2 separate regions of the Homo sapiens genome follow, and region 1 is linked to region 2. A link is a contact called in ENCODE Hi-C or POLR2A ChIA-PET data. All regions are on one chromosome and are shown on one strand. The core of a region is the stretch at or near the end of the contact, and the rest is flanking DNA. Distances in the headings are between cores, read along the strand shown. Region 1 overlaps ARID4B (AT-rich interaction domain 4B). Region 2 holds the start of LINC01132 (long intergenic non-protein coding RNA 1132).

What was found. A loop is a pair of places that touch in the nucleus more often than their neighbours do. ChIA-PET counts read pairs that join two places held with the same protein, here RNA polymerase II (POLR2A). Pooled maps may share reads with other maps.
Region 1: a pooled map shows a loop between it and region 2 (3-fold over the local background). The contact joins the enhancer-like site here to the promoter of LINC01132 in region 2. A Hi-C loop is called at or near these places in 1 of 50 pooled maps. POLR2A ChIA-PET finds 5 or more read pairs at or near these places in 3 of 52 experiments (Panc1, WTC11 and activated naive CD4-positive, alpha-beta T cell).

Annotation. Positions count from the first base shown.
Region 1 is chr1:235,273,998-235,278,876 of GRCh38, reverse strand. All of the region lies in intron 2 of ARID4B (AT-rich interaction domain 4B), which reads left to right. Among named protein-coding and RNA genes, the nearest start is that of ARID4B, 52 kb to the left of the region's middle. Within about 2 kb of position 2,941, at least 7 of the 41 ENCODE cell types and tissues checked have a DNase peak (open chromatin) inside an H3K27ac peak, as active enhancers do.
Region 2 is chr1:234,722,718-234,727,181 of GRCh38, reverse strand. It overlaps LINC01132 (long intergenic non-protein coding RNA 1132), which reads right to left and starts at 3,140. Exons shown (of 3, transcript NR_038856.1): 1 at 3,100-3,140; 2 at 1,504-1,959. RefSeq lists enhancers at 543-1,106, 1,670-2,233, 2,234-2,796, 3,361-3,923.

The DNA.
Region 1 (4,879 bases), core at 1,692-4,191, 550 kb before region 2:
ACTTTTCTAGTTTATAATACAATCCACAAACTTATGTAAACAAGAAAAATGTAATCTGTAAAATTCCCATGTACAGGAATACCAAATACAGTGTGCCAAAAGTGGTAGGACAATTGAAGACTTCATTGTCAACCCTGCTGTGTTGTGCAGCTGCCACTTTTCCCTCAGAATGTGTGTGTTCACAAGGTGTGTTGCTTTTGTAGATCAACATAAGAAATACTTACTAGTAAAGTTTATTTCTTATCTGTTTTTAAGATAAGTAAATTAACAGTTCACTATTTTTTGTGTGTGCTCAGTTAATCTTCCTCATATCACCTGGAATTTATCATCTCCCTTGGGTAATCACAGTCTAGTAGATTCTCTCTTCACCATTTTCTTAGGGAAAATGGATTGGCAAGGGAAATGCTAGACTATTTTAAGGGATTTATTGGCTTTTCTGTCCCACTGGGAATGCTTATAGGAGGGGATGCCATGAAATGTTTTTCATGATCTCAGTGGGGATCAGAAAATTCCAGCAGAACGGAGGCTAGGTGGGCATGGTTAACACATTTAGGTAGGAGGGCATGTTTGATAATGAAATTCTGAAAATGTTTGCATGTGCATTGAGATCCCTAGGTAGATAAGTAACCTAGTAACTTATTTGATTGGTATAGTTTTTTAAAACTCCAGGTCTGATGATAATCTAATATAAACTATTCTATTGAATGCTTTGAAATTGAGTCTGTTTAGTTCTGAGAGGCCATTGAAAGAAGGCAAGACCGAGTATCCTGGAAGGCCTGTTACATACCCCTGTATGTAGCATGGCCCTTTCTACTTGCCTTTGCTAATGATACTTTGTGTGTGTACATTTACTTAAATAGCTGTGCAGTGGGATAGGGGAATAATACTCAGGTTTTAAAATCTGATTTTGGCTCTGACTTAACCATTAATTACTGGTGACTCAAAAGAATACCACTGTGACCTACCAGTAAGAGTAGGTGCATATGGAGAGTCAGGAAATAGCATTTTGATAGAGTTTTGACTTAAATATGTTTCCTTACACTCATCTTGAAATTGTTTCTTATGGTCCTAAGTGAATAGTTGGAATAGATATCCTCAGCAACTAATAGAATCTCCATTTAGTGTGAGGTAGTATGGAAGGAATGGCCAAGAAAAGCCATTTAGTGCCACCATTAAAATCCTGAAAGATGCTGGGCAAGGTCATCAGGAGAAAAATGTAAAACAAAACCAATGAAACACACACACACACACACACACACACACACACACACACACACACACAATATAAGGCATTAAAAATGGTCTCATTTACATTATTATTATTATTTTTTTTTTTTTTTGAGACGGAGTCTCGCTGTCGCCCAGGCTGGAGTGCAGTGGCGGGATCTCGGCTCACTGCAAGCTCCGCCTCCCGGGTTCACGCCATTCTCCTGCCTCAGCCTCCCGAGTAGCTGGGATTACAGGCGTGCGCCACCATGCCAGGCTAATTTTGTATTTTTAGTAGAGACCGGGTTTCACTATGTTGGTCAGGCTGGTCTTGAACTTCTGACCTCAGGTGATCTACCCTTCTCAGCCTCCCATAGTGCTGGGATTACACTGCACCCAGCCTCTAAAATCTTTTTTAAATTTTAGAGAGAGAGTCTCTCTCTGCCACCCAAACTGAAGTGCAGTGGCACGATCATGTCTTGTTGCACCTTTGGCCTCCTGAGCTCAAGTGATCTTCTCACCTCAGCCCCCTGAATGGTTGGGACCATAGGCGTGTGCCACTGAGCCCAGATAATTTTTTTATTTTTTATAGAGCCATGTCTTCCTTTGTTGCTCAGGGTTTTTCTTGGCAAAAGCATATTGCCAGAACATATCTTTTTTTTTTTTTTTTCGGAGATGGTGTTTTGCTCCATCACCTAGGCTTGATTGCAGTGCACAATCTCGACTCACTGCAATCTCCACCTCCCGGGTTCAAGCGATTCTCCTGCCTCAGCCTCCCGAGTAGCTGGGATTACAGGCACCCGCTACCACTCCCAGCTAATTTTTTGTATTTTTAGTAGAGATGAGGTTTCACCATGTTGGCCAGGCTGGTCTCAAACTCCTGACTTCAGGTGATCCCCCCTGCTTCGGCCTCCCAAAGTGCTGGGATTATAGGCATGAGCCACCGCGCCTGGCCAACATCTCTTTTTTAAGAGAAATAACTTGTAATTTCTTTCTTTCCTTTTTTAAAGAGACAGGGTCTTGCTGTGTCTCCCAGACTGGAGTGCAGTGGTGTGATCATAGCTCAATACAGCCTTGAACTTCTGGGCTCAAGCAATCCTACTGCCTCAGCCTCACAAGTAGCTAGGACTACAGATGTGCACCACCATGACAATTAGTATTCTTGCTTTATTTTTTCTTTTTATTTGATAAGAAGTTTATAACTTTGAAAAATATGAGTAGAAATGTAAGAGTCTGTTGAAGATGTAAACTATTGTTTTTTAAAAAGTGTAAATATATTTTTAATAAGATTGTAGGGCCAGACGCATCTGGTAAGGGCTTAAAAGCTGATTTTTAAAAATTGATAGCCAGAGGTTATATCTTACTAATGTTTGCTAATGCTACTAATTAGCGTTAGTTTGCTAATGCTACTAATGTTATAATAATGATCTGATGACCTCAAATAGCTTTTCAAAAAAAAAATCTTTTTTTTTTTTTTTTTGCTTCGTATGTTCACATTTCATTATTTCTTACTGGTCAAGATTTTTTTTCTTTTTTTGAAAGTCTCTGTCTGTCACCTAGGCTGGAGTGCAATGGTGTGATCACAGCTTGCTGCAGCCTCTACTCCCCAGGCTCAAGTGATCCTTCTGCCTCAGCCCCCTCACTAGCTAGGAGCCACAGGTGTGTGCTACCACGCCTGGCTAAGTTTTTGATATTTTGTAGAGATGAGGTTTTGCCGTGTTGTCCCGGCTGGTCTTGAACTCCTGGGCTCAAGCAGTCCTCCCACCTTGGCCTTCCAGCGTGTTGGGATTACAGGCGTGAGCCACTGTGCCCAGCCCAGGATTTTTGTATATTTTGACAGTTTAGCTTAAAAATGTAAACTGGAATTGGTTTAATATTTGTCTAGATGTGATCTAAGTTCTGAATATCCCAGGGCATTGTGGGTGCTCAATTAATGTTTGTGGAATTGTAACTGTATTTGATATTATTTCTATTTTGATAATAGGCATCTGATGGGTTTAATTAAAGCTATTTTGGTTATGGGTAATAGAACCCATTTCAGGTGATGAAAAGCAGAAAAGAGAATCTATTATAAGGGTACAGAGCATCTCATGGTACCCAAAGAGGGGAACTCCAGTTTGGCTTGAGGAGGCAGTTGGAAAGCTAGCAGGAACTAAGGCTAGCTATTCTCTCAGTCACTCAGAGAACCCACAGTTTCTTATGTGCACTTTTTCCCCCTCTGCATCTGTTTTATTTCTTACTTCCTCTCAGCAGACTGGTTTTCTCTACTTCTCCCTGTGCATGCCAGAAAATGGCTACCATAGGCTGCATCACATCCTTTCTCTACCGGCTAATTGGTTAACCTAGCTTTAACTTCATAGCAGAGTAAAACCGATCGGCCCAGTTTGGATCAGGTGGCTAGCAGTCTAATGAATTACTTGTTGGCAAAGCATATTGCCAGAACATATCTCTTTGTTAAGAGAAATAACTTGTAATTGATACTTGTCATGTTAGTGACTTAGTCTTTGTAAAGCTGTGTGGGCTTCTTTGTCGTAAAAATTTGGTCATCTGTAAGATAGTTTGTCCTTATTTTACTTATTAAAATATGATTTGTTGGGTCCCTCATATGTGCATAGTCATTGAATAGGCAGAGCGGTCTGCGCGCGTGCACACACACACACACACACACACACACACAAAATTAGGCCTAGTGTTGGATTTTCCTACTCTTACCATTGTGCCTGTTTTTAGTATGCATTTGATTTAGCACATGATAATCATAATTCAAAGATAAGTCTGCAGCAGACTTAACATTTATATATAGAGTGTTTTTAAGGCAGAAGGTATTATTTACCCTCTTTTTAGAAGTGGAGAAACTGAGAATCAGGGAGTAAAAATCAGTCAACTAATAGGTTGCAGATCGTAGCCATAGCTGAGTTGAGATATTCTTTACACAAATTATGGCCTTATTCTTCTATATCCTTTTACCTCTATGTGAGTGTATATCAAACTGGACTTCTCCGAAATTCTCTTTGGCCTAGTTTGCAAGTTCTCTGTGTAGAATAAAAAATTACATTTTTAATTGATTATTTTTATCAAGTAATACATGCAAATGACACTAAATTCAAAAGGTATATACTTTATTATTGTTTTATCTTGAGTTTCTTCCATTTCATTTCATACAGAGAGCTAAAAAGATTTAATATAAACATTTTCTGGGTCATTTGTACATCTGGATAGCAGAGAACTATTAGGTTGGTGCAAAAGTAATTGTGGTTTTGCAATTACTTTTATTTTTATTTATTTATTTATTATTTTTGAGTCGGAGTCTCACTGTCACCCAGGCTGGAGTGCAGTGGTGTAATCTCAGCTCACTGCAACCTCCACCTCCCGGGCTCAAGTGATTCTCTCTGCCTCAACCTCCCAAGTAGCCTCCCAAGCCACCACCACGCCCAGCTAATTTTTTTTTTTTGTATTTTAGTAGCTTTTTTGTATTTCACCATGTTGCCCAGAGTGGTCTTGAACTCTTGAGCTCAGGTGATCCACCTGCCTTGGCCTCCCAAAGTGCTGGGATTACAGGTGTGAGCCACTGTGCCTGGCATGCAATTACTTTTAATGGCAAAGACCACAATTAGTTTTGCACCAAACTAGTATAATTTCAGTTTCTGCAATTACTTTTTATGTTTTACAACCA
Region 2 (4,464 bases), core at 1,891-4,390:
TGTATATTGATTTTTAGTGCAGGCTTAATGTCTGTATGTAATTATTTTTACCATGCAGGTGAAGCAAGAAATTAAATTGAGTTTTTTAATGAGGGGGAAAAACCAGCATTAGAAATGAAAGATCACAGGAGAAATTGAGCAGGTCACCTGTTTGCAAATAGTTTCTGCTTTAGGTCTCTGTTACTGAAAATACACTTCCCCTGCCCCCTTCCCCCACACCCTACGGATCTGCTGTTGCTTTCTTTGGGTTTCTCAGGAAAGAAAAGTCTCCTAGGATCCTCCTCTTCAGTCTGCCTGACAAGCCTAAAAGGAAAGCAACATTCCTGTGTAAGGGAGGGTCATGGGTTTTCTGCAGTTTCATGCATACTCCATCCAATTCATGGATCTTGAGGCTGGGGGAGCTCCTGGAGCAACCAAATTCATATCCTCAGGGCCGGATGAAACCATCACGCAGCGATGCTGGGAGGCGTACACGAGCTGCCCCGCTTCCCCCTGAGAAAACAGCCTGTTCCTTCTTCAGCTTGCCCTTCTCCACTTACAGGCTATGAGAGAGAACACTGGAACTCTGAAAACAAGGCCCAGGGAGTCGGATTTCCACCCAGGTCGAGATAGGAAGGAAGGGCAGGCCCAGACATCCCCGCCAGAGGCTGCTTTTCCAGGCAGTACCTGGGAAGACAAGCTAAGCCAATGAGAGGCTGTTGGGTTAGGCTCAGACATGCTGTGCCCCAGTGGACACCAAGCCGCCGAACTCAGTGTTGCTTCTAGAAGGTCACCAGGGGCTGGGAATGAAGGACGGGGATGTGGCTCAACCAGGCCCTGACCTGAGCATCAGCTCCAAAGTCAGTAGCCCTCTCTCACTCTGGGTAGCTGCTCCAGCAGACTCTAGGAGGCTGCTCCTGTGTCTGATGTGAGAGATCCACTTGCCCTTGGTTTTGAGTCGCAGGTTAAGGAAAGGGGACAACCGCCATATCAAGTTCTACTTCCAAACCTGAGCCTCTTCTGAAGAAACTGAAGTTCGTTTTTGGATCAATTCTGCCCAGCAACAAGTTTTTATTTGTACTGCCTCAACAACCTGAGGCAAAAGTGTGCCCCTGTCTGGCCTCCAGCTCCCAGTATCCCCTGGCTCTGCCAACCTCTGGGGACCCCAAGCCTGTGGGTCCTGTTTGTATGGGAACTGGTACACGTTTCTCCCCTCCTCTGCTCCTTTCAGCTCTCCTCGGCCATGTCCTCAGCACAGGTGTCAGCCAGGGTGTGTGGGGCCCGGGGAGGCAGGGAAGGACTGGGCATTCCAGCCAGCAAGGGCGGGAATGGGTCTGCTTCGCAACATCCCCAAAGGAGGTCAACCAAGTCCCCTTGCCCTCACTCCAGTAGGGCCCTCTTTGCTTTAACTTAGTGCATACCCAACTCTGAGCTGGGAATGCCTCCTGAGAAAGGCAGCCAAGGCCTGTGATAACAGCAGGGAGGAGCATGAGGAGGGATTTCTGGGGTCCATCTCTTACTCACCCATGTTTCCCTCCACGACCTTGACCCTCCTGGTGGCTCTGTCCTCTCCCTGGACATGGGACACAATCATGTACACTCTGGAAAGGCCAAGGAGGGCTGTTCAGAGGGCCAGCTGTGGTCCATCTGAAGGTGACAATTTGCCAATTTGTTTTACAGGAAGGCTGCCATGGGCCTCACAATAGCAGTCCCTGCTTCCGCCTTTCTGTCATCTTCCAACTAAAGAGGCCAGGAAATGGCCGAGTCAGCTCCTGCTGCAGCACCTCCTAGAATCAGAAAAGGCCTTTCCGAGAATCTTGCTGAACCCTGAGGGTGAGGAGTGTCAGATTTTGCAGCGGGGGGAAGCTGGCAGTGGAGCCTCCACTTCTAAGTAACCTTTGCTTCGGAAACCTGCCAACTCTCTGCCTGGAGACTTGCCTTTGATCACGACTTGTCACCTTTCAGGAGATGTTCCACTTTCTAAGCAGGTGAAAAATGAACCTGATTAAAAATAGGGAACTGGACTCTTCACAGAGTCCCCCTGTAAAGCCAAACTACTGGCTACACCTCCAAGGGGGAAAAGGGAACATCCCTGTCCCTCAGGTCCCAGGGCTCCGTGGGACCCAGGACCCCCGAACAGCCTGCAACCCTACGACGACGGCCTGGCCATGCTCCAGCAGCAGGCAGAGGCTTGGGCCACAGCCACGTACTGGCTCCTGCTCGCTGGGTTCACCTTGGTGACCAGAGGGCACTGTGACCGCCCATTCTCCTCCCTCCCTTCCTCCTCCCCTCAGTGCTTTATGGACCTGAGTTTCTGGAGCTTTCTCAAAACCGTGGACACGTTCCCAGTGGAAATCATGACATTTTCCGTTTCACATTACGCACTCCACAATGCCCCAGGAAGGGAGAGAGAGAGGGAAGGAAAATAGGGCCTGGGAGCCAGCCCCTCTCTGTCTGCAGCCAGGGCTGCTCGCTGCTCTGTTTATCCTGGAGTCACCTCCCTCCCGAACTTGACAGCCAGTGCCCCAGTGTTTTCTTCTGCAGTCAAAGGCCCCGATGAATAGGTGAACTGCCTTTTCTATCTGCTCATGTGGCACATCTGGATAAAGGCGTGCCTCTCTACTTTGTTGTGTTTTTTTAAAACTTTACTTTCCACTGCCATGGTAACTGCTGCATGTTTGGCAGAGGGAAAGAGGAAAAAAAAAAAAAGCTCGGAGAGAAGAAAAGGAGCTCTCAGCGCGGGGCTGGCGGCCGTCCAGGGTAATCATGCCGCAGAGCTGAAATGAGGCCTCTGGCGGGCAGCCAAGTTACAAAGAACAAAGCTGTCAGTTCCTAATGTTGGCGGCAATGCTTGTTTGGCACCCTTATATGGTTTCCCAGAACTCCCTGCCTTGGCCGCCTTCCATTCCCTTCAGGGCAGCAAACAGGATTAGCACAGCTCCGAGTTGTTTTTCTCCTCTCTCCTCCAACTGTTCCAATGACATCATCCCTGCTGCATTCATTTGCCAGCAGGGTGGTTTTTTTCTCTCTCTCTCCACCTCCCTCCTCCCTTCCTCCCTCCCTCTCCCTCCATTTCTCTCTCTCTCTCTCTCTCACACACACATCTCTACTCCCACTCACTTCCTGTAGCCTCCCCCTCGCCTCTGACTTTCTTTAAATGCAATGTTTTAGGTCATTCTTCTTGTCCAGCTTCTCTGTTAAATTAAAAACACCCTAGTGCTTGTACATTTAGCTGAATCAAGCCAGACGCTGTATTTTATTTTTATAACTGAATTCCTGTGAGATAAAAATCTCATTTTCCTTAGTAGGCTGTAATCAGCACTCACAGGGATGTGGTTTCCAACTGCCCCAGCTCGTGCTTCCTTATGAAGCTCCGCTGAGAAATGAACTTGGCTCCTGTTCAGGTTTAAAGGGCCCGAGGCCGGTCACACATTGCTCACTCATACACACACACACACACACACACACACACACACACACACAGAGGATGTGCACACAAAGACCATTATACATGTATGCACACACACATGGACACACGTTCTTGTCCAGGGAAGCCCCTACGGTTCCACACACGAAGAGCAAAAAAGTATTCCCTGAGACAGACAGACACACAATCAGTACCCAGTGTCATTCTTCCCCTTTCCAGGAGGAAAATAGGTGAATAAGTCAAGCTGAAAGCTGCTTCCGAAAAGACTGTTTTAAACTAGCAGGCAGGCCAGCGTTATGCAACTCATGGCTAGGTTCATTAAAGGAATCGAGGTTTGCCGACTGCACAAATGTTCCCCTGCCTGCCTCCGCCCCAGCCCCTCCACCCCACCCTGCTCTGATTCATGAACTAGTTTTCAGATTCATGAATCACTCGGGAGCCAGCAAGAGAAAAATGAGTAGTATTGATCTCATTTCAATTGAAATGGGCTCATTAAGGCCATGCTGGCTGTGGACGGCCTTGCACGACAAGACGCTGGCCGGCGTCCGAGGTCTGCAGGCGGGCGCCCGAGCCTGCGGGTGGGACAGGACTCCTTGGGTGAAGCCTCCGCGGAGGGTGCCCCTTCTTATTATTATTAAATGGACACAATATGATCTACTGGTACAAGGGACTCTGGCTGCACTCCGCAGCCCTCGTTGGGCAGGCCGGTTTTCTTCTTTTTGTGTGGCCCGTTTATTTTGTTATTTTTTTTCACAGTTAATGGAATCTCAGTGCAGTTTCGCTCCTGGATTTCTGGTGACTCTTAAGGACTACCTGAAGTAGGAATTCACCTTCTGAAACAACTGGCATATCTTGGGGTTTGTTTGTTTTAACGCAAACAAGGAGCTTTTTACTCTTCTCCCTCCAGACCTCTGCCTTGCCACCCTCCTTGTACCGTCTTCAGCGAGAAGGACTAGGGGCTAGGAACCATCTAGACTTGGAGTAATCTAATTTATGTGGGGAAAATTTCTCCACCAACTGGATGGCTGCCTTCACGTGGACACCGGTTTTATAAAACC